Linked DNA regions of Homo sapiens: region 1 is linked to region 2. A link is a loop called in an ENCODE intact Hi-C map of the cell type or tissue named here. Cell type or tissue: Caco-2. All regions are shown on one strand. Each heading gives the region's core, and the rest is flanking DNA. Links, peaks and the distances in the headings are about the cores only.

Region 1 (2,900 bases), core at 158-2,657, 57 kb before region 2:
TGCCTTCCCACACCCCATTCCCCAACCGCAGGCCAGAGAGGCAGACCACCCTTCCTCCCCCGCTGCCTCTGTGGGTCTGGCCCTGAGGTGGCAGCATCTGCCCCTGGCCCCAGGCAGCTCACCATGGTGGGGCAGTAGCCGGCACAGATGGTGGTGTTGACGGTGATGCACACTGGGCAGCCCTCCTTCTCGACAGCCAGGATGGCATTGATGGGGTGGCACCATGGCCGAAGCGGCTCCCTGGATGCCCATGCCCCGCCCATGCTCAGCAGCAGCAACAGCAGCAGCCCCTGGGACAAGGACACTGCTTCACCCAGGTCTGAGACCGCAGCCCCGAGTCCTGGCCTTCCCATCCCGCGTGGTACACCACCCACAAAGACCCAGAGACCCTTCCCGGCATCTCCTATTCAGGACCCACCACCCGGACACCTGCCTTTCAGAGCCCACCCCACAGCCCAGAGGACCTGAGATGCCCCAACATTTCAGATCCCCACCCTCAGGAACTGCCCCACCTGAAGCTTACTGGGGGTCATGCCCCTCCAGAAAGAGGCCTCCTTCCACAGCTCACACGGGTCTGCCCCTTCTCATGCCAGTGATGGCCTGGAAGGAGGTGGAAGGTGCCCAGGGGCCCTGTAGTCTTACCTGGAGCATCTCCATCCTTGGTGCATCCCCTGCCTCGTGTATCTGGCTATATACCTCGGGGTTGTGGGGGCGGCAAGGCCACCAGGAGGTGATAGGATGCTGGGGTAACCTGGACACTAATCCCCCCGGGGGCGAGAGGTGCACATGGCCAGGGAGGCGCAGGAGTGGCTCAGCAGAGCGCCCCAGCCCTCTCCCCTCAGTGGTCTAGCGCCAGAGGTGAGGCAGAGACCACGGTGAAGTGACCTCAGAGACCCAGTTGTCGAGTGCTAGGGACTAGTCGAGCCTGGAGGCACAGGGAGTAGGGTGTAGGAAGGCCTGCCTCTGCCAATTGTGGGGTCTTGGGAGCCAGGAGGAGGCCATGACCCGAGAAAGGTGCTGGACTGAAGCCTCAACCCTCCACTTGAGGCTTTCCTGCACCACAGTCCAACCTAACAGGAGGGGCGCTGCTTCGGACTTAGCTTCTGCCCAGTGAGAGAGGGTCTCCCCGTGACTGTGCTGCCAGGGAAGCCACTTGACCCAGATGCCCCCAAGGAGGGATTAAGCCCGAGCCCCACCTCTCCCTTAGGGACCTCCGCCCACCCTACCCTCAAGCCAGGATGCCCGGAGCGTCCCCGGAAGTGGGTGTGGTTCAGGTGATTTAACTCATTATTTAATACGCCCGCAGGGTGCGTGTCTTGCCCCCGGGGCCACAGCCTGCAAGGACATTATCTGGACTTAGTCCCCTCTCCGTGATGCCGCAGCTGAGTGGGTGTCTGGGCTAGTCCCGCCCCCACGTTGCCAATAGACGTAATGAGTGCGACTCAGGCTGGGTCCGGAACCCTTCCTAGTGAGCGGAGGTCCCGAGCTCCGCTCGGCAGCGCGGCCCTGGGGGCGGGTCTGGGGTGGGGCTGGCCCTGACGGCTCACACCAGCGCCGGCTTCAAGCTGCCATAGCTGGAGTTCTCGGTACTGTAGGCTTTCGGCACGCTGTAGATGCCCCGCAGGGGCTTCCAGTGCGGGCCGCCCCAGGGCGCCTCCAGCGGGCAGAAGCGGTCGAGCCGCCGGAGCGGGTGCAGCAGGGGGCTGTAGGACTCCTGAGCCAGAGACAGGGCTCCCCGGTGCGGCATGGCCGAGGTCACCGGGCTGACGCGCGGCACGCGGACCCGCGGTGGTCGGGGCGGCCGGGAGGAGCGCGGACAGGGCGGCCGCTGCGGGCCGTGGCTCCAGACCTGGGGCGTCTCTTCGAAGCTCCAGTAGGTCAGGGAGTCCTTGCGGGGGTATCCGGACAGCTCCGTCCTGTGGGAGCAGGGCGGGATGGTGAGGATACAGCTGGATCCTTGGGGACGAGTTTCAGACCTCGGGATCTAAGGAGTCTGCACATTCAAACTCCTGCATTTCCAGGCGAGCACCCCTTAGGAAGGACGCGACCCGGCACGCGTTGCCTGCGTTCCTGGGTCCTCGAGGTACTTAACGTCCTGGAAACTGAGCTTTCGCATCCTAGGGAAGTAAAAGGGGACTTTCGCTTCCTTGGGAAGGAGTATCTGGGGGCTCAAGTACCGAAGGAGGCCCTGCCCTCAGATCCGGAATCCCCTCGAGCCGCTGTGCAGGCTTCCTGTCCCTACCGCGGTTCCTGAGAGGTGACACTAAGGACTCCTGGGTGCTTAAAAAAAAAAGGGAGGGGCTGAGGCCTGAACTTTGGTTCTTGCTGCTACAGAAGTCGAGGCTGAGACCACCGGCTCAGGGAATGGGAGCCAGCCCAGGGGCTCGGCGTGCACCGGCCACGGCGGGGGCTGTGCAGGAGGCGGTGCCGAGCGAGAGCCCGGCTTACTTGGGATAGAACCGAAAGTCCCGCGCCGAGGTGGTCAGATAGAGCTGGCGGCGGTCCAGGACGCCCCGGTCGGATACTGTGAAAGGCCGGCCAGACAGCTCGGGGTTCTTCGTCCAGGCAATTAGAGCCTGAGCAAGATTGGGGGAGGAGGCATACCCAAGACATAGATTTCATACCCCATCCCAAGCCCTGGGTCCCGAGTTCAGAATCCCTCTCCTTCGGCCTCGACAGCCATGACGGCCACGGCCCTCACACCCCGCCCCAGGGTTAGAGCCCTTCCTGCCACCCACGCCAGGGAACTTCAGCTTCCTTTCTCATACCCGAACCCTTCCCAGCCTCACCTCCCTAAATCCAAGCACCTTCTGCTGTTCAAGGAACTCAAACCCAAGCCCCCAGCCACCAAAAACAACCTCCCTGGTTCCGCTCTGTCTTAAACCGTCTTGGTGTGGCCA
Region 2 (2,900 bases), core at 295-2,794:
TCAGGGTTCCTCGGCCGCTCCCCTTTGGGTCTCCCCTTGGGGTCTCTAGAGGACTTAGGGTCTCCGGAGTCATATCTCTTGATCTCTCCCTGACCATCACTCCATGTGGGTGCTGCCACAGTCCCGGTGGCTGTCCCATCCTAGGGTCACTCTGGCAGCTGCAAACCACTGAGCATGTGCACACACGCCCCATTCTCTCCCCAGAGTTCGCTCCAGAGTCTCCACCTGGATTCTTCGCAAGACTTTCTGAGACCTAGCAGGACCTGAGCTGCGGCTATGACTCTGGCAAAAGGAGTCTGGTCTTGCCGGAACGGGCGGGGGTTGGGGGTGTGGGCCGGGGAGATGCCACAGGGTCATTTTCAGGAACTGAAGGGCGCAGAGACAAGACGGTGGCCTTCTAGCCACTGGTGTCCGGTGACACTGCATAAAAATAGCTCCATCAGATGGGCTTGGGGGAAGTGGAGGGGTTTGATCACTGAGACTCCCAGGAAAGAAGTCCTGGTCGCCCTCTGCTGGGGGTGTGGAGAGAGGTAGGTACTAAGGGTTCGAACGCCCTGCTAATCCTGGCACTCTTTCTCTTCCTGTCTTCCTTCCTTCCATTCCTTCTCTCTTCTTTTCTTCTTTCTTTCTTTCTTTTTTTTTTTTTCTTGAGAGGAGTTTCCCTCTTGTTGTCCAGGCTAGAGTGTGGGGACGTGATCTCAGCTCACTGCAACCTCCGCCTGCCAGTTTCAAGCGATTCTCCTGCCTCAGTCTCCTGAGTAGCTGGGACTCCAGGCACCCGTCACCACACCCACCTAATTTTTGTATTTTTAGTAGAGACAGGGTTTCACCATGTTGGCCAGGCTGGTCTCGAACTCCTGACCTCGTGACCGCCTGCCTTGGCCTCCCAAAGTTCTGGGATTACAGACGTGAGCCACTGCACCCGGCCTTTTCTTTCTTTTTCTTTTTCTTGAGACGGAGTCTTGCAGTCGCCCAGGCTAGAGTGCAGTGTTGCGATCTTGGCTCACTGCAACCTCCGCCTCCTGAATTCAAGCAATTCTCCTGCCTTAGCCTCTGGAGTAGCTGGGATTACAGGCGCCCACCACACGCGGCTAATTGTTTGTGGGCGGCAAGCCACCCAGGTGCCGAGGCAAGAGACCGAGGGCACGAGCTGTTCCAGTATAATAAAATATATAAAATAAGAATAGTTATAGTAGATATAGATCATAGATATGATTATATATGAATATCATTAATCATTAGTTTGTAGCAATTACTCTTTATTCCAATATTATAATAATCCTCGCTCTACAATCATAACCTAGGAAAAACCAGGCCATACAGAGATAGGAGCTGAGGGGACATAGCGAGAAGTGACCAGAAGACAAGAGTGCGAGCCTTCTGTTATGCCTGGACAGGGCCACCAGAGGGCTCCTTGGTCTAGCGGTAACACCAGCGTCTGGGAACACGCCCGTTGCCAAGTGGACCATGGTCTAGTGGTAGCCTCAGTGCCAAGGAAAACCACCCGCTACTTAGCAGACCAGGAAAGGGAGTCTCTCTTTCCCTGGGGGAGTTTAGAGAAGACTCTACCCCTCCACCTCTTGTGGAGGGCCTGACATCAGTCAGGCTCACCCGCAGTTACCCAGAGGCCTAACCATCTCCCTGTGATGCTGTGCTTCAGCTCCTAGTCCGCTTTCATGTTCCATCCTGTACACCTGGCTCTGCCTTCTAGATAGCAGTAGCAAATTAGTGAAAGTACTAAAAGTCTCTGATATGCAGAAATAATGGCGTAAGCTGTCTCTCTTTCTCCTCTCTCTCTGCCTCGGCTGCCAGGCAGGGAAGGGCTCCCTGTCCAGTGGATACGTGACCCAGGGGACCTTACCTATCCTTGGAGATGTCTCACACTCCTCACCCTGCCTCTTTGTCTTATATCCAATAAATATCAGCACAGCCAGGCATTCGGGGCCACTACCGGTCTCTGTGTCTTGGTGGTGGTGGTTCCCCGGGCCCAGCTGTCTTTTCTTTTATCTCTTTGTCTTGTGTCTTTATTTCCACAATCTCTCGTCTCTGCAAACGGAGAAAAACCCACCGACCCTGTGGGGCTGGACCCTACAATTGTTGTATTTTTAGTAGAGACAAGGTTTTGCCATGTTGGCCAGGCTGGTCTTGAACTCCTGACTTCAGGTGATCTGCCCGCCTCGGCCTCCCAAAGTGCTGGGATTACAGGCATGAGCCACCTCACCCGGCCCTTTTCTTTTCTTTCTTTCTCTCTCTCTTTCTTTCTTTCTTTATTTTTTGAGACAGGGTCTCAGTCTGTTGCCCAGGCTGGAGTCTAGTGGCACAATCTTGGCTCACTGCAGCCTCGACTTTCTGGGCTCAAACGATCCTCCCACTTCTTTTTTTTTTTTTTTTTTTTGAGACGGAGTTTCGCTCTTGTCACCCAGGCTGGAGTGCAATGGTGCAATCTCGGTTTACCACAGCCTCCGCCTCCCAGGTTCAAGTGATTCTCCTGCCTCAGCCTCTCAAGTAGCTGGGATTGCAGGCATGTGTCACCATGCCCAGCTAATTTTGTATTTTTAGTAGAGACTAAAATACATGTTCTCCATGTTGATCAGTCTGGTCTCGAACTCCTGACCTCAGGTGATACGCCCACCTTGGCCTCCCAAAGTGCTGAGATTACAGGCATGAGCCACCCCACCTGGCCCCTCCCACCTCTTCTAAGTAACTGGGACTATAGGCGTGAGCCACCATGCATGGCTATTTTTTGTAATTTTTGTAGAGACAGGGTCTTGCTATGTTGCCCACGCTGCTCTTCTACTCCTGAGCCCAAGCAATCCACCGTACTAGGCCTCTCCAAGTGCTAGGATTACAGGTGTAAGCCACTGCACCCACCCTGTCTGGGATTCTATGTCCCCTGGACT

What was found. Peaks named below come from ENCODE experiments on the same cell type or tissue, not always from the same donor. Only the 100,000 strongest peaks of a DNase experiment are listed, where the experiment ranks them.
Region 1: a loop joins it to region 2, with 19 times the contacts of the local background. A loop is called at or near these places in 4 of 110 quality-filtered maps.

What each region holds. Positions count from the first base shown.
Region 1 is chr19:49,016,425-49,019,324 of GRCh38, forward strand. It overlaps LHB (luteinizing hormone subunit beta), which reads right to left and starts at 667. Exons shown (of 3, transcript NM_000894.3): 1 at 643-667; 2 at 123-290. The coding sequence starts at 657. It overlaps SAXO3 (stabilizer of axonemal microtubules 3), which reads right to left. Exons shown (of 5, transcript NM_001396011.1): 4 at 2,449-2,576; 5 at 1,544-1,916. The coding sequence ends at 1,544. RefSeq lists enhancers at 1,388-1,682, 1,492-2,415 and a silencer at 1,659-1,848. In Caco-2, for the core only: a CTCF peak has its summit at 1,626; a DNase peak (open chromatin) is centred at 1,497; H3K4me3 peaks cover 1,808 bases.
Region 2 is chr19:49,073,634-49,076,533 of GRCh38, forward strand. No RefSeq gene overlaps it. Among named protein-coding and RNA genes, the nearest start is that of KCNA7, 2.4 kb to the left of the region's middle. RefSeq lists a silencer at 425-584. In Caco-2, for the core only: CTCF peaks have their summits at 555 (motif pointing left) and 1,463; DNase peaks (open chromatin) are centred at 488 and 1,438.